3 separate regions of the Homo sapiens genome follow, and regions 2 and 3 are each linked to region 1. The links are chromatin loops, found by intact Hi-C in ENCODE. Cell type or tissue: PC-9. All regions are shown on one strand.

The links. A loop is a pair of places that touch in the nucleus more often than their neighbours do. Peaks named below come from ENCODE experiments on the same cell type or tissue, not always from the same donor. Only the 100,000 strongest peaks of a DNase experiment are listed, where the experiment ranks them.
Region 2: it touches region 1 in a loop (11-fold over the local background); 4 of 110 quality-filtered maps call a loop at or near these places.
Region 3: it touches region 1 in a loop (3-fold over the local background); 2 of 110 quality-filtered maps call a loop at or near these places.

The regions. Positions count from the first base shown.
Region 1 is chr3:111,730,821-111,738,820 of GRCh38, reverse strand. It overlaps a transcript of PHLDB2 not described here. Among named protein-coding and RNA genes, the nearest start is that of PLCXD2-AS1, 57 kb to the right of the region's middle. RefSeq lists an enhancer at 2,993-4,192. In PC-9, no CTCF peak of the experiment used is centred here; DNase peaks (open chromatin) are centred at 920 and 3,320; H3K4me3 peaks cover 506 bases; H3K27ac peaks cover 5,543 bases.
Region 2 is chr3:111,900,882-111,908,881 of GRCh38, reverse strand. The region is part of intron 2 of PHLDB2 (pleckstrin homology like domain family B member 2); the gene reads right to left. Among named protein-coding and RNA genes, the nearest start is that of PHLDB2, 46 kb to the right of the region's middle. In PC-9, CTCF peaks have their summits at 3,599 and 3,801; DNase peaks (open chromatin) are centred at 3,178, 3,961 and 5,681; H3K27ac peaks cover 6,108 bases.
Region 3 is chr3:111,916,048-111,924,047 of GRCh38, reverse strand. It overlaps PHLDB2 (pleckstrin homology like domain family B member 2), which reads right to left. Exons shown (of 18, transcript NM_001134438.2): 4 at 4,833-4,976; 5 at 3,629-3,766. Among named protein-coding and RNA genes, the nearest start is that of ABHD10, 59 kb to the left of the region's middle. RefSeq lists enhancers at 3,909-4,469, 3,983-5,182. In PC-9, CTCF peaks have their summits at 3,224 and 3,504; DNase peaks (open chromatin) are centred at 87, 497 and 6,487; H3K27ac peaks cover 6,341 bases.

The DNA of each region.
Region 1 (8,000 bases):
AGTCTCCCCTAGCAATTCCAGTTTTCTTTTTATAAATCAATTTCTTGATTAAATTCCTAGCTGATTACTAGTTTAGTATCACCAACAAATATTTACTGAGAACCCATTATCTTCTTGGTACTGTATAATGATTAAAAGTACACATACACACACAGATACATACACACAGGCAGACACACACATACACACACACTAACATACACACAAATATAGAGGACTCTAAAGAAGCTGTGGTTTGGCCTACTGGATAAATTTAAAACCTTCTCATCTCTGGTAAGTGGCAAGATTATTTAATCCTATGTCAAAGACAGTGTCTAACACACTTCTGGGAAAGAGTAGATGATTGTTGCTGAACTGAGTGGATAACCCATCAATAAATGTTTGTGGTTATCCAAAATTAGAACGCAGATGAGTAAAGATGTGAAACTAAGCCATCCCCAAGATGTGTAAAAATTGGCATAAAGCCACAGAGAAAGACAACAATGATGTCAGGCCTAGGATGCCTCTGTTGGGCTATTTTAGTTTAATTTGTTGGACTATAATTTATCAACACAACTGTATTCTATAACAATACTATTCTTATGGAAAATGGAGAATTTTCATTTTGCAAAGAAAAGCAAAATGAGATGAATTTGAGTAGAGAACAGTCACGTTCTGGGAAGTCTAGCCATTAGCTCTTCCTATGATTAGGATTCCTAGCTAGGAAGCAGAGCTAAATTTTGTGGGATACATGTATTTGAAATTAAAAGTACATCTCCTTGGAATTCGTAGGGGTATTGGCTTTCCTTGGGTCACAGAGAGAAGCCTGCCACCTGCCAATTCACTGCAACATCTTCTGGCCGACCTCTCCTGGGTTTTCTCTTCTCTTGAAGCCTGCTCACATACTAACCACAAGTTTTCAGCTGTTTACCTTGTGAAACCTAATGAGATCACCACAAAGTAGGCCCCATGGACGAAAGCCATCATTCCACAGAAGTACACATGAGCTCCAGCCAAATGCACTATATAAGGCTTATCTTGAGAAATGAATCCTTGAAAACATCAACCCAGTGATGACAAAAAAGAATTCTGCCTAGTTAGAGTTCTCTGCAGGAAGTATTTTTGATATTATTTTGGCTTTTGAAAAAAAAAAGACTTTGTGGGGGTTACCTCAGTGCACAGTGAAATTGCACATTCAAACTGTTTGAATCCTGTCCTCCAAATACAGAGGTCTTATGTGAAAACAATCTCATTTTCATTTTACTTTCTGGGAACCCCTCCAAGGCATGGTGAATTGCCAGCATTTTGTGACCTTCAGTTCCTTTACTGCTCTCATGGGAAACTTGACCTTGGAACTGTAGAGAGGAGGGGAACAAGTTTTGGGTGGGTCAGGGGCAGAAGTTTCATTCACTCTGCTTGATCACTGCCCAAAACTATGGGTTCTCCTGCACCAAGATCATTAGAACCTCAGAAGTCACAGAAATGGGGACCAAAAAGTATGATGAGGATGCACACTAACACCAAAGCAAGGATGTGGACAACATGACTGTCGCATGGGATGGAGACTCAGGCAGCCAGCCAGGGGCAATTCCCAGTGAAACATTAGGGATAAGAAAACACTGGATCTCCTCCAGATGCATAGCTGATGCAGGGCTCCCGGACCCTTCAGAACATCTTAGGACTTAAATGGAATTCCTAGGGCATAAGGTTTCCTCCTGTAACTGTAGCTGGTTTCTGTAGGGTTGAAACTACAATAATGGATTCTCAATTTGTAGAAGGACTTCCTTAGGTTCCATGCCATTTGGCAACTGTTTGACTCATGAGACATCCATCTGATTACAGGGTTAGAGAGGGCTTGTGCATCTCAAGACACTGTGGGGTCTCTAGTCCCTACTCATGTATACCGTTCTCTAGGCACACAACTGATTAGAAGACAGTGGTGGCTTATCCTTCTAGCAAGAACCCCTTTGATATCTTATTTTGCTCATGGGCACATGGGCTTGAAAGATTTTTTGCCTTTAAGGAAGATTTTATTAAGTAACAATTAATGTATTTATTTTCATTACTCTGTGAAAATCTAATTAGAATAACAGCATTACCACACTGACCTGACAGAATTCTAGCCCAAAGCAAAGCAATCAATATTTGAGTGGTCTCTGCCTGAGAACAGGCTGTGTAGTCATTTGGCATTTTTAATTTCTGAAAATTTAAATAAAAAGCTTGTAGGCCCCATTCCTACCATTTGTAGGACTTAGGAATCCAGGGAACTGCGTGAATATTTAATTTAAAAAAGAACAAAAAATTTGGAGTCCCAAGATCTAAGGGACTTAGCTGAGTGAGACTGAGAAGGCCATTCACCTGTATTGAGTCTCAGGTTCCTTATCTGAAAGGATATCATCTGAAAACAGTACTCATCTTACAGGGCTGTGGTGAAGATTAAATACAACTATTGACATACTGGACAGTTTTGAAAAATTTAGCTGATTTCAAAGACTGAAATTTCACTGCAGAAATAAACTTTTAAAAAAATCTTGGTAAAATAAATGACAAATTTGTCTTGTACATTATGTTAAAGTCAATCACTCAAACAAACAAAACAATGTTTATAAACTAGGAGATGATAAGAACAATTTTCTCTCTCAGCTTCAGAAAGGAATCAAAGCACTGACTCTTGGGCAATTGCTATTGTGTGTGTGCATGTGTGCATGTGTGTTTTGTGGTTCCTTTTCTAGAGGAGAGGAAAACCACTGTCATACTGAGTTTTATGCTTACACTCAAGAACATCAAGAACATCTTGTGTGAGTGGGAAGGGGGAATAAATATATACTCTAAGGATCTGATCAAATAATTTAGAAAGAACTTTTTTTACTCTTCTACATTTAGAACGTGAACAGTGTAGACACTGTTGGGTGAGTATGTTTCCCAGAACAGAATGCTGAAGAACATGGGATTTGGATTCAGATCCCAACTCAAATTTTACCTCATCTTACTAGCTCTGTGACTTGGGCAAGTTGCAGAGGTTTGTTATGAAAATTAAATGAAAAAAAGTGTAGATAAGAAGGCAGCAGTTCATGTTTTGGTCATAATAAGTACTTGACACAGGTGAAATGTTGTGATGAGTCTTTGTGTTTTAGCTTCAACTTTCTTTCTCCTAGCGTTTTGGTTAATGAAAATGATGGCATGTAAGTACAGTTCATGCAAGGTCAGTTGATTAGTAAAGGGTGCTGGTAGACATGGTGATGCAATCTCTATTTGTAATGCCTTTGCTATCACACACTTGAGATACATGTGAGGCAAGTCACTAGAAACCCTTTGTTCAAAGACATTTAGTCGACCTCATTTCATGATGGCATTTCTTTATCTTGATCTTGTAAATGCTCAGGAATTGTGGCTACTTTGGAATTTATGACAGACAGCTAATGGAATCTTTAGGACATATCTGAACAAAAGTGAAACTAGGGGTGGGGGGCGGATTAAGGCTTCTGCTGTACATTACTCATTCACTGCTCAAATGACACCAAAAAGCCATTTAGACTCCAAGCCGACATGGGTCTCTTTGGGTTGCAGATGGTGAGAGCCTTGACAGGAGGGACTGTTGATGGTTTCTCGGGCTTTAAGCCTCTCTGTGCCCAAGTCTCTTAGATTTAAATGAGTGGGTATTTGCTGAGATGAGATAGTAAATTCTTGAGTTCCTTGAGAAAGATTGGGATAGGGTCATTTCTTCTCTGGAAAGAGTTCAGATGTTGTACTTTAGTTGGGGCTCAGAATTTGAGTCTACAGTATAAAAAGGGACAAAGATTTAGCCTGAGGATTATCTGGGTTATTTAGAAAATATACAGGACAGAGAAGACTCCAGTGACTGCCATGACTAAAAACACTTGCTTTTGCTCTTGCCTGTTTTATCCTTTTTGGAAGTCCACTACTGGCCTTTTTGTTACAGAGGCTCAGGCATGGCACATCCAAGAGCCAGTGGAGAACTTCAGAACTTCTGACTGTATTAGTCAGCCTTGCTTACCTCAGTGACCCTCCAATTTATGCTTATCCACATGGTCAACTCCATGACCTTATGGGAAATGCACTGGGTTGGGAACAAGGCAGAACTGAGTAGAATCCTGGCTCAGACTAATTGCATGATTTTGGGCAAATTAATTAACTTCTATATTCTAACTACCTAACGTTGAAAAACAATGACAATGCCTATTCTAATCTAGTCAATCTGAAGAATAGTCTCCCTCTACTTACTATCCAATATTCAGGAAATGGAAAGAAAAAGCTGTACATACCCTTAGGGGCTTCCAGTTTGTTTTAGGCCCTGAGCCAGAAGCTACAAAAAAAGGACAGGTCAGACCTGTGTGTCTGTCCCTAAGGCAGCCTTCAGTAATGTGGGGAAATATGGCCAATGCATAAATTTTTAAAAAAAATTTTTTGTAGAGACAGAGGCTCACTTTGTTGCTCAGGCTGGTCTTGAACTCCTGGCTTCAAGCAATCCTCTGCCTCACCTTCCAAAGTGCTAGGATTACAGGCATGGGTTGCCATGCCCGACCTAGCCAATGCATTTGATCACCCCAAGATCCTTTTCCCTCGTCAAAACCACCTCCATCACTTGCATTATCTATGAACATCCTCTGGATACCAGCCAGATTCACACTTAACATTTTGCAGTGCTTAATATCTTCACAGAAACGTATCAGTTTTCCATAATTCTCCACAACATTCTTGAGAGGTAGCCACAGACTTACCCAAAGTCACACAAGGGTTTATGTCTACAATGGCCTCCACTCTTGCATCTAGTTAACTGCCTCAGACACTAAATATTCAGCCACAAACCCTGCCTGAGGGGAGTCACTTCAGTTCCACAACTGATTGACAAAAATAATGTCAAACATTACCTTGTCCTACATGACCCAACTCCTTCCCTAAAGGGAGTTCAGAAAAATAGGACTTCAGCATTACTAGGCTTCTAACTAATGACTATAGGAGCCAGGAACCACTGCACAGGCCCGAAAGTTGTATGTGGTGACCATATGACAACATTTCTGCAATTAGAGGAGTTATATTCAGACTTAAGGAAGAGTGAATCATATTAGATAAAAATTACATATTTCTAGAGTGTGTAGACTTGAAGGGGAAAATTTCCATGTTTTCCTTGGTGATTACTTTATAACTTTATTCTTCCTCAAGAATCACTCAATAACTTGTTTCATAGTTATCATCTCCTTCTTCCCCATAGACCTCCAGTGATGAGGGAAGCTCCCTCCAAAGCCACAAGCTTTGTACATAGAGTGGCATTGGTATCATCAGGTTTGCATATTAGTTTTGCTCATGTTTGTTTATCATTGAGCTGGGGAAGGGGGGTCTTGGGATATTTACTATTCTCGGAAGGAGAAAAACTTACTTCTGGTGAGAAGAGAATCTGGACTATAGCTTCAGAGGAGCATTTCTTCTGTGTTGCCCATGCCTTTGCTACAGAGGGACTCAGGCCAGCAAAGGCTTTGGTGGTCCTCCTGATTCAGGGTAAGAAACGGCCTAGTCTCAGTAAATGATTGACCTGGCTGCCGATGTGATAAGCTTAGGTAAATAGGCTTGATTCTGCTCCAGTAATTTCAGGACTTTTAACTCTCTAGGTTCCAAAGCAGAAAAATATACGTGACTTCCTGGGAGAGCCTATCATACGAGGTTGACAGCCCTGTGAATGGACAGTATATTTCTCGGAATATATTATTCTATACCATATACTACAGTATATGTACACTGTCCTCTCTGGTATGTCTTGAAAATTGAAAAAAATTATGCAACGAAAATTCTGGAACAAAACCATGCTTGTGGAGTTACCACCAATGAAATCATTTTAATAAATCGCACATATAATTTGTTATAATGAAAAATTTTTAAAAAACCTTCCAAGTTTCTGAAATACGTACAGGAGCAACAACAATTTTCAGAAGAGATAGAAGACAGAAGGAAAATACAGCCTGCTTTCCAGAACAGGCTGATAGAAAAATGACTGAATTCAGACACACACCCGGGTCTACCATATCTCCAGCAGACCCTCCTCAGAAACACTCTGGTGACGAGGCTGTATATGCTGCTCATTTTGTTATTACAAGAGAAGGGCCAGTGACCAGAGAGATCACCTACCTTGTCTGCTGCTTTTCAATCCCGACTCTTCCCTCAGCTTCTTTCCTGACTCAGCAGGGATGGCCCATGGCTGTTCCAGCGATTGCTGAAGAGAGTGGGATGTTGGGAAGACACATTAACACAGGTTTCTCCTTTTCCCCAAGCATGAAGGTGAGGTTCCTTTCCATTTCCTTTCCTGCTCTCTCTGGCCTCTGCAGACTGTGGTCACAGGCAGCAACTTGCTTGCAGCCAGGTATATTGACAGATGTGAAGGAGGGAGTCTGCCCTGGCCTCAGCCGCCTGGTCTAGCCAATCATTACACACCAGGACAGACTGCTAGTCCTGCTTAAATCCAACCAGAGCTGCATGGAAAAATCAGATGGCAGGACTGTGGGGGGCAGAAAGCACAGTCTGATAGCCATTGGCTATCCAGAAAAGTGATTCCCTTGTAACTGCATCTGGGAAGTGGACAAGAGGCCCCGAGAATAGTTTATAGAGGAAACGAAATTTTTATTCCTTTAGATTTCAGCAATCTCAGAGGGAAATCTGGAAGTCACTTTATCAAATGTCCTATTTAATAGTGGAGTTTCTTCTATTAAATTCTTGTATGGTGAGAAGCATCTGGTAGTTTTTTAAATAAATATGGCTACCATTCATTGAGAGAGTATTATATGTTATGCATTTCATGCATATTACCACAAATCCTGATGGTAATGTTGAGATTTTATTTCTATTTTATGCACAAGGGAACAAAGGCTCAAAGGGGTAATGGTCATGCAACTAGTAGGTACTGAAGCCAAGATTTGAATCCAGATCTGTTCTAATACCTGCACCAGCATTAATAAGCCTTTCCGCACGTTCTGTGGTAGGTTGAATTATAGCCCCCCAAAAATGTCCACATCCTAATCTTCAGAACCTATGAGTATGTTATCTTACATGGTAAAAGGGACTTTGCAGATGTGGTCAAGTTAAGGATCTTCAGATGGGAGATTATCCTGGCTTATCAAGGTGGGCCCAGTGTAATCACAGGGGTCCTTATGAAAGGTCAGAATAAGAGAAAGAGATGTGATGGCCTATAATCCCAGCACTTCGGGAGGCCAAGGGGGCGCAGATCACAAGGTCAGGAGATGGAGACCATCCTGGCTAACACAGTGAAACCCTGTCTCTACTAAAAATACAAAAATTAGCTGGGCGTAGTGGCGGGCACCTGTATAGTCCCAGCTACTCGGGAGGCTGAGGCAGGAGAATGGCATGAACCCAAGAGGCAGAGCTTGCAGTGAGCAGAGATCGCACCACTGCACTCCAGCCTGGGCAACAGAGCGAGACTCCGTCTCAAAAAAAAAAAAAAAAAAAAAAAAAAAAGAGAAAGAGATGTGATGACAGAAGCAGGGTAAGTGATTGATATGCTGCTGGCTTTGAAGGTAGAGGAAGGGGCCACAAACCAAGGAATGCAGGCCGCTTCTAGAAGCTGAAAAGGCAAGGAAGTGGATTCTACTCTAGGGCCTCTAGAAGGAGCATGGCCCCACTGACCATTTTAAACTTCTGACTCTAGACCTGCAAGGTAATACATTTGCACTGTTGTAATCTACCAAGTTTGTGGTAATTTTTTATAGGAACTATAGAAAATGAATACACATTTCCTCAGAAATACTCTTTATGATGGTGAGATCACTGTTTCACTTAGTTTCCTATTCTATAAAGGAATACTCTTTATCAAGCTAAGCTCGACCTTCTTAAAATGGCCATTCATTGGTCCTAGCTCTTCCCCGCACATAAGGCACTTGGGGAGGCAGCTGGAAATGGTGGCAAACAGTACTGGGAAGGGAATCTGGATTCTAGTCCTACCTCTGCCTTAGCCAGTCAGTTCTCTCTGGCTTTCAGTTTTCTCTCCTGTAACATTAATG
Region 2 (8,000 bases), 170 kb before region 1:
GGTGCTGACAGCAGGTATGCAGACTTCCCAGGATTCCATGTACAAATCCTGATGTTTCAATTAGGTAATGACAGAAAGGAGGGAAAACAGAAGCAATGGCTCAAAGTCTGTTATACGGGTCTGTCTGTTTTAGAGATAAATCCTTGAGGGTAGTAACTGGGCTATTACAATCAGTTCACCTCTTTCTGGACACAGGGTAAGATGGCTCCTCTCTTCCTCACCCTCAAACTGGATATGGCCCTCAGACTTGTACCGGCCAATGAAGTGTGAAAAGCAAGGTGTATCACTTCTGCATGAACAACAGCCAGGGCATAATTCATCACATGCCTTGCTCTAACATGGCAGAGTGGCTCTCCAGATTGGCTGCAGGTGTTGGCTCCATCAGGAAACGTGGAGCAGAGGCCTCTTTTAACCCACACTAGTCCTGGAGTGTAAGAAAGAAACAGACCTGTATTTAAGACTTGGAGTTTTTTTTAAATTTTACTAATGGACTTCTACATTATGACTAATAAACCATGTGCAATTTCAGGCAGAACACTTTTCCAAAACTTAGAGATGAGGGACTCAGGGATCCTACTAAAGAAAGCTCAGTTACTTATTGGGTAATAAATAATTTGTCTTCGCCCAAAGAGAGGTCTGACCTTTGCCATTGGCTTCTGGGAGATTATCTATGTCATACTCAGCTGCAGTGTCTTTGTTTAGGGTAGAGTGGGCCACATGTGATAATCTTAGGGTATAAGCTGGCCACTCCAGAAAGACCAATTATGTGATTTAGTGTGGGAGCCTTAAGTCATGGGTTATCAGCCAAGCTGGAGACTGAAATTAACCATGTGGGAAACTGATCAATCAGTAATGCTTATGTGATGAAGTCTCAATAAAAACTATGGCAAAACCCCATCTCTACAAAAAATGCAAAAATTACCTGGGCGTGGTGGCTCATGCCTGTATTCTCAGCTACTTGGAAGGCTAAGGCTGGAGGATCACTTGAGTCCAGGAGGCGGAGGTTGCAATGAGCTGATATAGCACCACTGCACTCCAGCCTGAGAGACAGAGGGAGACCCTGTCTCAAAAAAACAAAACAGAAAAAAATAGCTGACCACGGTGGCTCACACCTGTAATCCCCAAACTTTGGAAGGTTGAGGCGTGTGGATCACCAGAGGTCAGGAGTTTTAGACCAGCCTAATATGGTTAAACCCTGTATCTACTAAAAATACAAAAATCAGCTGGGAGCGGTGGTGGGCACCTGTAGTCCCAGCTACTTGGGAGGGTGAGAAAGGAGAATTGCTTGAACCCAGGAGGCAAAGGTTGCAGTGAGCCCAGTCGTGCTACTACACTCCAACTTGGGCAACAAAGCAAGACTCTCTCTCAAAAAACAAACAAACAAACAAACAAACAAAAAACCTGTGGGTACTACAGCTTGGGTAAGCCTCCCTGTCATGTGCACACTATCACCTACCAATGCTTAATGCTGGTAGAGTAACACTTTCTGACCTACAGGAAAAGGACATGGAAGTGTTGCCTTTGGAACTCTTTGGACTCTGCCCCGTGTGTGTCTTTCTTTGGCTAATCTTTATCTGTATCCTTTCCCTATAGTGAATCGTAACTGTGCTTATCATAGCTGTCAATGGGTTCTGTGAGTCTTTCTAGTGAATTATCGAATCTGAGGGTGGTCTAGGAAACCCCAGAACTTGCGGTTGGAGTCAGATGTGGGGAAAATCTTGTGTGGAGACACTGCTCTCCAGACTTTTCACTGGCTTTCACATTTACACAAACATTGCCTTAGTATTGTTTTTATCAGTTTAGGACAAATGATCTCATTTGTATATAAAAGTGAGGGGTTTTTATCATTTGGTTTTACAAATTATCTTTATGGAAGTCAGTTCAATATCTAGCTTCTTAGCCACACATTATTTTATTTTATACACTGGCTGGGAAGTCTGCCTTCAGGCTTGTGGTCAGGAAAACACTTTACTCTGCCACCCTTAGTTTAAATAGCATGTGCATGTATGCGTGCACCATCAGTAGGGCTGAGCTGGAAAGAGGAAACAAAAGTGTAATGCCTTTGTATGACTGTGTCTGCTCTGGAGGCAACTGTAAGTTATTGGAGAATGTGACAGCCACTAACTGACCAACATTTGTTATGTGCAGATTACTATTGATATTTTGTATGCTAATGCCTATTCTCCCAAAGAATAATAGATAACTGTACTGAGAGTGAGACATACGTGAATAACTAGGACAGCATTTACCAGTCATTGATTTTTCAATACCCTTTCTCAAACATGCTCAATACACTTACATACACAAACACACTGCCTAAGGAGACCAAGGCCATTCTGCTTAAATTCCCTAGACTTCCCTCTTCTATCTTTGTCCATCTAGTCCTCCTTTCGTCAATGTACTATAGTGGCTAAATGCATGAACTCTGGAGCCAGACCACTTAGGTCTGAATCTGGGTTCTGCAGCTACCTGTGTGACCCTGGCCAAGCTATTTAGCTTCTTTGTGTCTCAGTTTCCTCAAGTATAAACCAGAATTACTAGAATATCTACCTTATTGGGTTATCATGAGGATTTATATATATGAATGTATACAGTTATGTGTTGCTTAACAATGGGGATATGTTCTAAGAAATGCAAGGTTAGGCTATTTCATTTTTGTGCAAACATCAGGGTGTACTTACTCAAACCTATATAGTATTAGCCTACTACACACCTAGCCTATATTGTAATAGTTTATTGCGCCTAGGCTACAAACTTGCAAAGCATGTTACTGCACTGAACGTTGTAGGCAATTGTAACACCATGGTAAGTACTTGTGTATCTAAACATACCTAAACATAGAAAGTACACTAAAAATATGGTATTACAATTGTATAGGACCACTATCATATTTGTGGTCCATCGTTGACCAAAATAAAATATCTGCACACATAACGACATTCCAGTCAACAAGGTGCTACATATACAAAGGTAGTCCCATAAAATTATAATGGGTGTCATCTTCCATTCTCTAACCTGAAAAACGTAAAGGAAAAAAAAAGATTATAATGGAGCTGAAAAATTCCTATTTTTTAATGACATAATAGCTGTTGTAACATAATATGTTGCAACATATTACTCATGTGTTTGCTGCGATGCTGATATAAACAAACCTACAGCAAAACATGTTGAGGAATCCCTAGCTTACCCATGGGGTGACCCTCCCAAAGGTAGCTCAGACTTTTAAGGTAGGGTGTGGTGGCTCACGCCTATAATCTCAGCACTTTGGGAGACCAAGGCGGTGGATCACTTGGGGACAGGAGTTCGAGACCAGCCTGGCCAACATGGTGAAACCCTGTCTCTACTAAAAATACAAAAATTAGCTGGGTGAGGTGGCACGCACCTGTAGTCCCAGCTACTTGGGAGGCTGAGGTGGGAGGATCACTTGAGCCTGGGAGGCAGAGACTACAGTGAGCCGAGATCACACCACTGCACTCCAGCCTGTGTGACAATGAGACACTGTCTCAAATAAATAAATAAATAAATGACTTAAAAAAACAAAAAACAGAAAGCCAATCTCTTGACACATTACATCAGACCCCAACTGAAAGGGTTACTGTCTACTTTAGAATTCTTACACTTTTAAATGATTCCCACCTATCCCCAGAACAAAATAGTAGTCAACAGCAGTTAGCTAAAACTCACTGAGTGCTTGCTGGGTGCCAGACACAATCCCCACCTGTATTTTAATTTTTAATTTTCATGACTTTGTGGGGGGTGGTTTTATTCTAATCCCCATTTAACAGATAAGGAAAGTGAGGCACAGAGAGACTTAGTAACCTAATTAGAGGGCCCGCTCTCATGCAACTAGTGGCCAGTGTGAATAGGAAAAATCATTGCCGTTCTCTTTCATAATACACTTTTGCAAGATGATGAAATCATCTAACAATGCATTTCTCAGCAACACATTCCCATCATTAAGCAATGCATGACTGTTCATCTATGACACTTAGAAGGGTGTCTGGGACAAAGTAAACAGCATAAGCATTAGCTCAGTTATCTGAGGAGAGTCTCTCAGTCTTTCCAAGAGGAAGCCCTCTGCCTGCACCACTGCACCTTGTTCCCACTGTCCTGTGGTTTTGCTCTATTGATTATCCCTTCTCCTACACCTTTCCCTCTCTATTGACTCCTTCTCCTCTGTCTGAAAATGTACTCAAGTCCCTCCCTCCCCTCAAAATAAACAAAAAGCCATCTTGATCAGATTATCCAGTAGATCTACTTTTCTACTTCCCTACTTCCCCTTTCACACCCACCACACCCAAACTCCCAATCTCCAAGAAGCTGCTAATGCTCAGTACTTCCATCTCCACTCATTCCCAGAGCTTTGCAATCTGGGGCAGCATGCTCCTGCCTTTATGCAGACTGGACATCCCGAATGAGAAGGGGCATTTCACACTTTCCCCAGGAAAATTAGGAGTAAAATGACCAGAAATAGGCGAAGTGCTTAAAAATAAAGATATCAGGACTACAGGAGGCTCAGTACCTCTCTGTCATCTTATATTTTAATGATTTGTGGAATAAATTGACTTCTTACCTCCACAGAACCCTTGGCCTTTTTTTTTTTTGAGACAGGGTCTCACTCTGTCACCCAGGCTATAGTGCAGTGTTGCAATCTTGGCTCATTGCAACCCCCACCTCTTGGGTCCAAGCAATTCTCCCACCTCAGCCTCCCGAGTAGCTGGGATTATAGGTGCCTGCCACCACACCTGACTAATTTTTGTATTTTTAGTAGAAATGGGGTTTTGCCATGTTGGCCAGGCTGGTCTCGAACTCCTCACCTCAAGTGATCTGCCCGCCTCGGCCTCCCAAAAGTGCTGGGATTACAGGTGTGGGCCACTGTGTCCAGCTGGACTTGAAGAGCAGAATCTGTATTTCAGCTTAAGTAGAAAGAACATAGAGTTGGATTTGAAGTTCTGGCACTTATCAGACCTATAACACAGTTATTATTTTTTTTAATCAAGTTCAACCTTTCAAGCCTCAATTACATGGTCTATAAAACAGAGATGAGTAGATTAGTGCCTCCCCTTGGGATCTTGGAAGAATTCAGTAAAGAAATGTGTGTGCGAACATGTGATAGACTATGTGCTTTCAAGTCTAAAGGTGGTGCCAGTCTTGTAGTAGGTGCTCACTCTTTGTCAGTCATGGTTAGGACGGTTTCTGTCAAAAGCGTGAAGTGAACTAGATAATTATCTTGTAGACTCTGAAGAACCATCTCTAATACTGATTAACAAGCACGCCTAAAAACTAGACCCAATTATTTTCAGGGAAAGGAAATACAGGAAAAATACGTTGTTATGCAGCCAAATGTCTCCCTGAAAAATCTGTGGGGTTTCTTTGGCTATCTAGAAGGACACAAAATTCCCTCAAGGCCACCAACTCCCTGCCCTGTGGTCCACCTGCCTCTGCCCCTGGCAACAGAGCTCTGCCCAGTTGCCATAGTAACCTGGGGAGAAAGGCATCTTGTCATTTGGTCCTCCCACGCTCACCACTACAGAGCAACACATTAAGTATAGTGGAGTTGCTTCTAGAAAGAACTACCCTCCAAAAAATCCATTGTCTTATTAAGGACACATACTTCACCCTTGACATAAAACCCAGGCTTCTCTTCACATTGCCCTGGCTCCACCCTAAACTTCAGAGAAACGGGTGTCCCCCCCTTACTGAAGGCATGCATCATTCAAATACCTGAGGAACTTTCTCATATCCTGCCTTACTCATACTTAGAAGAAGAAATTTAGTTCTTTTAATCTTATCTCATGAACCAATTCCTCACCTGTGTTTTTAAAAATTACTATCACAAAAAAAAATACAAATAAAAATTATGATTACTCAGAAGTCTCTCTAAACCTATTGTGGTTTGGTAGCTTTCCAATTAAAAAATAAATAAAATAAAAACTGAATAAATTGCCAGGACTGGTGGCTCACACCGATAATCCCAGCACTTTGGGAGGCCAAGGTAGGGGATCACTTGAGGCCAGGAGTTAGAGACTAGCCTGGGCAACATGGTGAAATGCCATCTCTACAGAAAATACAAAAATTAGCTGAGCATGGTGGCTCACGCCTGTAGTCCCAGCTACTCAGGAGGCCAAGGCAGGAGGACTACTTGAGCTGGGGAGGCGGAGGTTGCACTGAACTGTGACCACACCACTGCACTCCAGCCTGGGTGACAGAGGGAGACCCCCGCCTCAAAGAAAAAAAAAACTGAATAAATATTTACTGTTACTTGCCTGTGTCAACATTTCCCTCAAACCCACTTGCCTCTACTACTATTTCTGGCTATGTGCCTGTTTTATTTGTACTTTAAAAATAGATATAAATTAAGTACATATTTAATTACTAACATATGCTAAAGTAATGTTTATTTATTTTTATTTTCTTCCTTTTTGAGACAGCGTCTTGCACTGTCACCCAGGCTACAGTGCAATAATGTGATCATGGCTCACTGTAGCCTCAATCTCCTGGGCTCAAGTGATCCTCCCACCTTGGCCTCCCAAAGTGCTGGCATTTACAGGCATGAGCTACCATGCCCAGCCTATTTTGATTTTCATTTACATTAAACACATTCTTAAGTAATATAACTTGATTTAATTAATCCTATTAACTTTTTGGCCAATGACGTTTTCCTGACTTGTTTTTTCCACCTCAGCATTTTGTTAGGCAGATGCAAGTAAATCTCTGACCACAATTACCATTTATCTAGGATCCTCTATATTTTAGACCTTTTCCTGATGACTTTTTGCACTTTCTACTTAAAATCAACCAGCAGATGGGTGGGTTATGAAATGTTTTACTTTTAAAAAATATTAAGGTTGGAGGTGAACTATTCTTAAAAGACAAAAATATATCATTTTAAAGAAAATGCCCATTATGAATGACTCCAAAATATTCAAAGGAGAAAACAGTGTATTTCTCCCTATTGACTGAAAAAAACCGGCCATAAGTCAAAGAAATTCATGTGATCCGTATCATCATAATTTCCATACAGCATCTATGTAAAACATGCCAGATGTTTTTCTTACATAGACAGTGTTCCAGAAGGAAGTCTGCACAGTGCCTGAGCCCATTCTGTTAAAGAAATTATGCTATTGCTCTTCACCATTAAAGAAAACACAACAAAATCTAATCATACTGTCATCTCTTTACATTTTCACTTTAGCTTGATCAAGTTCCAGAAGATCTTGTTTGCTTCTTCTGAAAGACTATAGTCTATAAAACACAATCCATTAAAATACTTTAGTTCAATCAAAATAAGTATATGAGAGGTATAAAGACCTTTAAATCCTGATGTTTGAAAACATATCCTATCCTTTAAAAAATAAGATTTTTTTTAATGCATAAAGAAACCAGTGGGTAAAGAACTAGGAAAGTCTGCATGTAAAAAAACGACAGTAGACTATAACATAACAACTGAAAGTACTATAATACAATTATTTTTGAGTCATATCACATAAAAATATTATGTGTTAATTTTTTTTTTTTTTTTGAGACAGAGTCTCACTCTGTCACCCAGACTGGAGTGCAATGGTGCGATCTTGGCTCACTGCAACCTCCAGCATCCGGGTTCAAGTGATTTTCCTGCCTCAGCCTCCTGAGTAGCTGGGACCACAGGCATGTGCCACCACGTCTGGCTAATTTTTTTGTATTTTTAGTAGAGATGGGGTTTCACCGTGTTAGCCAGGATGGTCTCAATCTCCTGACCTCGTGATTCGCCCGCCTCGGCCTCCCAAATTGCTAGGATGACAGGCATGAGCCACCAAGCCTGGCCTGTGTTAAAATTTTAAAAGCATGTCACAAAGTTTTATGTAGAGAAATGCAAAAGAGGGCTGGGCACAGTGGCTCACGCCTGTGATCCCAGCACATCAGGAGGCTGAGGCAGGAGGATCGCTTGAAGCCAGCCTCATCAACATAGAGAGACCCCATTTCTATAAAAAAGAAAAAAAAAGCAAAACAAACAATGGCAT
Region 3 (8,000 bases), 190 kb before region 1:
AGGAAGGTGACTCTGAGAGTGCTGTGAAGAATGGGAGGGTGGTGACAGAAAGGCTGGTGACAGATCACACTACGGAATTTGGATGCATAGTCAAGTACAGTGTGATGCAAACCACAGTAATATGGTCTAATTTCTTCTTTTTAATCACATTGGCTGCTGTGAAGAGAATGGATTGAAGGAAAGCAAGTGGAAGTAGACTAAATAAGAGATTTTCATAATAGAGAAGAGAATGCTGTTAGTGGAGATGCAGAGATGTTGAAGCAATCAAGAAACAAGCTGGTAATCAACTGAATGTAGGGATGATAAGGAAAGACGTGTCAAGATCAATTTCCAGGTTTCTGTTGAACATATAGGTGAATAGAGATGCAATCTCCTGGTTGGAAAAACTAGAGGATGGAGGGTGGAGGGTGGAAGGCAAGGGAAAAGATAAGATCAAGAGTTCAGTTATGGGTGTGTTCAATTGGAAATACCCATGAAATATCCAAGTGGGGATGTCAGGTAGGCACAGGATATGAGTCAGAATTCCAAAAAGGGTTATGAACTAGAGAAATCCCTATGATAGTCACCAGCATATACAAGTTATTTGAAGCCATAGCTATAGAAGGACATGAGGGTACAAGAGAACTGAGTTCAGATGAGAGATAAAGAGTGAGAAAGAGGTAAGAGAAATAGATGGAAAACCAGAAGATTGTGGTACACAGAGGCAAACAAAAGGGAGACAGTGAAGAAGCACCAAGAAAAGAGCTGTCCCCTGTACTGAATGCTGCTCGGGAGTCTGATCATGAGGGGACTGAAAAGCACCCAGCAGGCTGGGCACCACTGAGGTCTTTAGTAGTCTTAACAGGAGAGAATCTGATGGAGGAGTAGAGGTCTAAGCCAACTGGAGTGGGAAGAATGTTTAATTGGAAAATGAAGAAAAGGAGACACAGTATACCCAGAAAATTGTTTAATAAGTTTAGCTATGATGAAGAGAAGAGAGATAAGGTAGTAGCTTATCGTTAATCGATAAAGTAGTAATTTATTTTAAAAATAATAATATTGGCATGCTGACAGTAAAGAGAGAGAAACTGACCCCAGGGGGTGAGGGTGCAGAAAGACTGAAGACCTCAAGAAGGTGGGATAGGATGACACCCAGAGCACATCCAAAGGGAGTGGTCTTTGATGGAAGGAGGGAACCCCGCCTTCATTGTGAGAAGATGGGATGCTTCTAATTTCTCTATGGTAAGATGATCTCTGAGCCAGAGGGATGAAAGTTGGCCAGGAGTATGAACAGAGTGTATGAAATAGCTGTGTCATTAAATGGTGGAATAAATTTATTTGAGAAACATAATAATGTTTTTGCCAAGCTGTGTTGAGTCTCTATTTGAGTTTAGTTGTCAAGAATACGTAGTAACATCATCTAGACCAGTCTTTGTTTCCACTTCCCACATCCTCTTCTGGAGTTCCTCACCCCAAGCCAGTTTCTGCCATTTTTCACATGATGTAATGACAGAGAATAATCCTACCTTCTAAGACCAACTAATTCCCTCATAGCTGTATGAGCTGGTCCTATGCGTCAAGCCCCTGTAGTCCCCTCTCCAGTGCATAGCCTCTGTCAAGCCATCAAAACAATATTAGGAAGGATGGAGGTAGCTTCCTTGCTTGTTTCTGCCCGTGTTCCTAGAATTCCACCTGAGAATTCCACCTTGAAAACATAAGATAACTTTCCCTGGGAAGTGAGATTTAACATTGGCTCAACTTGCTTCACTTTTGTGTAGAATCTGATATTAATGAGAAATACACAAATAGAATTTGCAGGCCATGCCATATGTGAGATACACAAAATAAATAACTACATGGATTAGGATGGCAGGAGGGTTCACAGGGAACATGATACCTAATTCCTATGTTGCACGAGTTTTCCAATATGATATACATAGCAATAAAACTACTCTACTATTACTTAATTTAATTAATATTTACTTGATAATAAAATATTAACACAAGACATCTGATGCCTCCAATGAAGGCTTCTTGCAGAATCTTTGAAAAGCATAGCCATTAACTGAATCCTTCAGTACTGCAGACTTAGACAGTCAACTCTTTGACTTCATTTTGGCCTTTTAGGAAAAATACACCCACTACCCAAATACTACTTAAAAGTTTGGGCCGGGCGCGGCGGCTCACGCCTGTAATCCCAGCACTTTGGGAGGCTGAGGTGGGCGGATCACGAGGTCAGGAGATCGAGACCATCCTGGCTAACATGGTGAAACCCCGTCTCTACTGAAAATACAAAAAATTAGCCGGGTGTGGTGGCGGGTGCCTGTAGTCCCAGCTACTTGGGAGGCTGAGGCAGGAGAATGGCTGAACCTGCGAGGCGGAGCTTGCAGTGAGCTGAGATTGCGCCACTGCACTCCAGCCTGGGCGACAGAGTGAGACTCCGTTTCAAAAAAAAAAAAAAAAAGTCTGGGGGCAGAATGAACGTACATAAAATTTAATATGAAAAGCCTGTGCAGTTTAATTCTGACATGCTGGTAACCAAGAAATTGATGTGTAGCATTTAATTTGACTTTATTTCTGACTACCATTTTGAGCTCATTCTCTGGCACCAAGATCAAATGCCCTTATTTATAGGTCTTAAACAAATAAGAGCCTAAAAAGGAAGTCACGTTCAGCAGAAATTCTTTCTACACATTACCACTAGAACTTACTCAAACTAAAAATTTTTTCTTTTTCTCAGCTTAGTGGAGAACATGTTGAGTAAGGAAGAATGTGTTAAAGCTTATTTGCTTTTTCTTTCTCAAATTGGAATTTTATTTTCAGTTTTATTGGAATTTTATTTTTAGTTCTGCTCTAACTAACTCAGAATGGGAGAGGAGAGTAATGTATATTTCCCAGAGGAAAAAAACACATAAACAGACAAACCCAACTACCATCCTGAATTCTAAAATTTGCAAGTGATTTTTCATACTTTCCCTAATAGATATCAGCCACCATTCAGGTTGTGATCCAAAATGTATACACAGAACCTTTTCCAAGATAAGTGTCAACTGTGTTTCACAGATAGCTTTCTCTTGGCAGTGTGTGAGGACTACCCCAAGAAGAAAATTTTAGAAACTCCAATACATTTGTCAAAAAGCAGTGCACTTGCATTGAAAACAATAGCAAGGCAAAGCAGGTGAGATGAGTGGTTCTCATTCATCTGTTTAATAAACAGAAAAATGAAAAGAAATAAAAGAAATGAGGCAACCCTATTTGAATTTGCTTAAGCCATCCCTACAGGGCAGCAGTGGTAAAGAACTTCAGTATACTAAAGAAATTACTTAAAAAACACAATGGAATCAGAAAAGCAGAAAGGCCAATGAAAAAAAGCAAACAAACAACGCACTCATCTCAAGTAGGATAAAGCTGCCAGGAATATCGGCTCACAAATTATATGAACTCTGCTCTCTCAGCATCAGCTGCCCAGTACCTGGCAGTTCTTGGTTTCTGACAATGTATGATCTTAGGATTTTTCTCTAGTGCCACTGCCTCCAGGAACATGACACACAAATCCAAAACCCCAGTAATGCATTCAACATTTAAATTCAATCAACTGGGACCACCACTTTGCCCATAAAAACTGCATTGAAATATAATTTTCTTTTACCTTGGTCTTTTCACCAACAATGTTCTTTTCCAGTTCAGCTATTTTCCGGTTTAGATGATCCAAAATCTCCTTCTCCTTCATAAGTTCAGTTGTTTCAGATTTCTGTTCTCCATCCAAAAGAGCACATTCCATATCCAACTAAGGACACAAACCAAAGCTCAGAAGTGTTTCACCTTTGGGGATATTCTCAACTGACCACCCTAGAGATACATTTGCAACAGCTACAAATTTCCAAAAGTAATACTGTAGCAGCCAGATCGGGTGCCTGAGAACACTCCAGAGAGCCCATGTGAAAGCAAGATTCCCATATAAGCGAGCTAGAGAGCCTAGAATATATTCACTAAAAAAACTAGCTATCTTATCACTTAACTTTTCTACTATAACCCCTCTTCTGCTCACTTCTCAAGGATATTTTGCCTATTTGCTTCAGCTCAAGATCAAGCACAAACCACCATGGGAGCAGCCACGTCTTTCTTTGTCCCTAGAGCATGGGAAGAGAAAGTTACCCAAGCCCAGCATGTGAGCTCTGCATTCCTCGCAATGCTAGCAGGAGGGGCTTCCAGCGTCTCTACGCAAGACAACAGGTGAGCAGTCCCCTAACCACTTAAGGGCCTATTGGTATCATCTGTAAGGACAGACACACAGATCTTCCCTAGGCAGAATTACGTGCCCCTTCTCATGCCATGGGGGTAACATAAAAATGCCACTGTCTTCTATTGTGGTTATGCAATATGTGTTCTCTCTGCTTCCCCCTGGTTTCCAAACCTCTAGAAACCTGGATCGATTTTTGATCCGTGTGTGAATTTCATCATGGTGCCAATGTGATATCCAACTCATAGTAAAGCACGTTCAGAAAACATTTGCTGGATTTGACCTTGAAATCTAAATACAGAGCACCTCAGCTGATAGATCCTCTGTTAGGTCAGGTCAGAAAGCACGTACTAGTTTAAACAAAGTTGGTTGGAGATTCATAAAGTACATTAAAGAGGGCTTAATATGTTTATCTCATCTGGTTGGAAAAAAAAAGAAAGAAAAAAGGAATGTAGAAAAAGGGTATTTTCACTCTATACAGGGAACCCACTGAATAAATGTTTGCTTGTGTTGACGTCTATGTATCTGGCCTCCAAAGCCTATTCCTGAATAAGTAGCAATATTTTTAAGCTGAAGGAAAGAAAGAAAAAAGGGAAGAGGGTAAAAAGTTTACCTCTCTGAAAGACTCATCCATCTGATCATTTATGTCTTTGATTTTTTGCTTAAGTTCCTCGAGGTTGTTCAGAATGACTATCCGGGTTTCTTCCATTGCAGCCAACTCCTGAGATCTCTGTTCTTCACTTATACCCTCTGGGGTCTGCGATTAATCAACACAGAAATGGATTATTCACACCTCAGTTCTAGAATTTCCCAACTTGACTTGTAAACCATCCACAGGTCTAGGGTCTCACAGTCTCCATGCCCATGTAGATTTTAAAAGCATCCCTGCAACTGCACGCTTGGAGCTCTGATGTGTTTTTCCCACATGATGCCATCCTTGGCAGTTAGGCTCTCAGGAGAGTTGAGACAAACCAACTTCAGTTCACCAATTCATATCCTTTTGAAGCTAAAAGAACTAAGAGATTACACAGATAAGAAAGGTGTGGTATATAGAGATTGAGATGACTTCTCCAAGGTTATAGAGAAAGTTCAGCATAACAGAGAACTAGAACTGACAGAAGACTTGTGGCATCTTCCTCGGGATCTCTTGGGCATGATGCTATGGTTATTACAAGCACAATATTCTCTCCCATCTTCCAGGTGAGGACATCTGCAAAAGCCTCTTGAATCTCTAGGCATACTGTTGGGTCTTGCTGCTAGGGTTACCTGCAAATGAGCATTCATGCTTATGTATTTCCTTCTCAACACAAGTTGGAAAAGCAAGGGCACATCACTTTGGGGAGCCATAAAATATTTTAAAACTACACACTCAGTATTAAATTAATTGATGCTTCACTTTTGTGTTAGTGCACTATTTCCTCTCTTTGTCCTATAGACGTTCTTGCTATATAGCATCTAAGACACTCCCTAAAACAGGACACTGGCCACCATTCATAAAATTATTTCATGGAAAAACTGGTTCATCGGCAAGAAATAAGAAAGTCAAGAAACAAGTGAGAGAGTGCATAGTTACACTCCTGAATGGAGCTATGACAGATGGCCAGGGAAGAAGGCAATATTGTAGATCACACACACAGTCAAAATGTGACTGTTTATTCTTCAAGAAGAGAATGGAGTGAATTACAAATAGCTTCTTCTTTCTAGAATTTCTGGTTAGTTATCTTGGATATCACCTGGTAGAGACCAATTTTTCTATATATACTATATGTCAGTATGAATGTATTATTTATTTAAATTATCCCTTTTTGAAAAAGAAGTAATTTTTTTGGATCAGCAAGTCAATAATTATACAGTTTCACAAATGAAAATTGAAAACAGCAGCCCAGTTGAGTAAATTATTGAATATTTGTCACTAATTATTAAAAAAAATCTTCAAATTAACCCCCCAAAAAACCCATTAAGTTGAGTATATTTTACTAGGTTCACTAAATTTATTTGACAATCCTGATAATACATTTAAGAAGCCATCCATCATGTCATATTCTGTATGCTTTATTCATATTTATATTCTTTATTCTTTACTTTGTAGCTTTCTAAAGTGATTCAACGATTCAGCATTTAGTACCTCAGGTTTGTTAGGACAAAGGTAAGCAGCTCTTCCAAGCTTTGACATTTAGCTTTTTAATTGTCATCTTACATGAAATATCTTATCAACTAATAAAACAACTGTTGACCTTTTTATCACAGACAATAAAGCTCATTGTCCTAATACTAAGGTGCCTGTTTTAAGCCATGAGGAATGCCTGTAACAGTGAAATGGCATTCCAGAATCACTGTGAGTAATCCTAGCAGGAAAGCCTCACCAAGGGCGGTATCCTGTTGGGTCAAGATTACATATTAGGTTTCTACTTCCAAAATGGCTTAAAAATATCTCTTTCACAGGTGGAAGCAAGGCATTAAGAAAAATACAAAATAACAGAACAATCTGCAAAACTCTAAACTTTATAAGCAAGTAGGGAGTAAAGATGGTTAATAGTGGGAATCATCTGCATAATTCAAAGTTTTTAGAAAGTTTATCACAGTAGATATATTTAATAATAGACAACTTAAGAGTCTGTTTATAGCAATAAATGCCATCTAGGAAATGTTTGTAGTTTTTTTCTAAGTTATTTATAAGAAGCAAAATCTCCAGGAAGCATTCTAAAACCAAACGCTTTATGATAGAATGGGGTGAGGACAATGTAATCTCATTTATTAACCAAATAAAGAAAACCAATAGAAAGCCAAGGTGTGGTAGCCACTGAGTAGCTTTAAGTTTTACAGTGACAGAGAACATTGTAATTTTAAACATATGCCCTTCATTTTAATTTCTCTGGGAATTTTTTTTTCCAGTAATGGACAGGAATCTACTAACAGTGACATGTTTTAATAAGCACATTACGTGTGTATATGCATCCTCTAATATGTTATCTTTGGGGAAACTTGATCCACACAGGAAAGGGGAGAGATGATAGGGGAAAAGACACTTTCTGCTTGCCCCTTTTTCACAGATTTCTTCTTAAAACCCTTTTTGCAGCCAAAGGAGAGAGGGGTGCAAGGGACTCAAAAGGAGGAAGATGAGCCACTTTCCAGACAACTTTTACCTCAGGGGGTGGTTCACAAAGGCCAACTAAAATTAGCATATTTCCAAAGTCATCTGCATCTGTAAGTGTTACATAAAGCAAGTTCTTGACTGGTAACTCTCAGGTTTTCTAAATATCATTAAGATTGTTCTGTATAGTTAAGTCAACTTACAGTGTTTTTCACATTCCTCTCTTCTCCATTTATCCCTAAATCGATTATTAACATTGTACTTTGTTAGGCAAATAATCCAGTGTGGAAATTAATTGAAGAGAAAGAGCATGCAAAACAAATAGGAAGGTTGTTTTAAAAAGAATTTTCTGTCTGCTGTCTCAAGGTAATATATGTCCACCTTCAGAAAGTAATAAGTAAAAAAATGTGTTTCTTGGAATCCATCAGCTCTGCTCACTTGTACTCTTTCTACACTGCTGTCTGGTAACCTGGGTGTCCTTGATGTTTCCTGCCTCTAAAGGATGCAGAGTCTTACCTCTCTTGCAACAACAGATGCTGCACTAAGCTTCAGAGGCCTCCTATTCCACAATTACACGCTTGAGCAATTAAAAACATCTGCCAAGATCTGCTCGTGTACGCACCAACAGCATTCTTGTCATAGCCCTCTCCAGGAGGAAACCTGTCTCCCAAAAGATAGTCTTTAGAGACA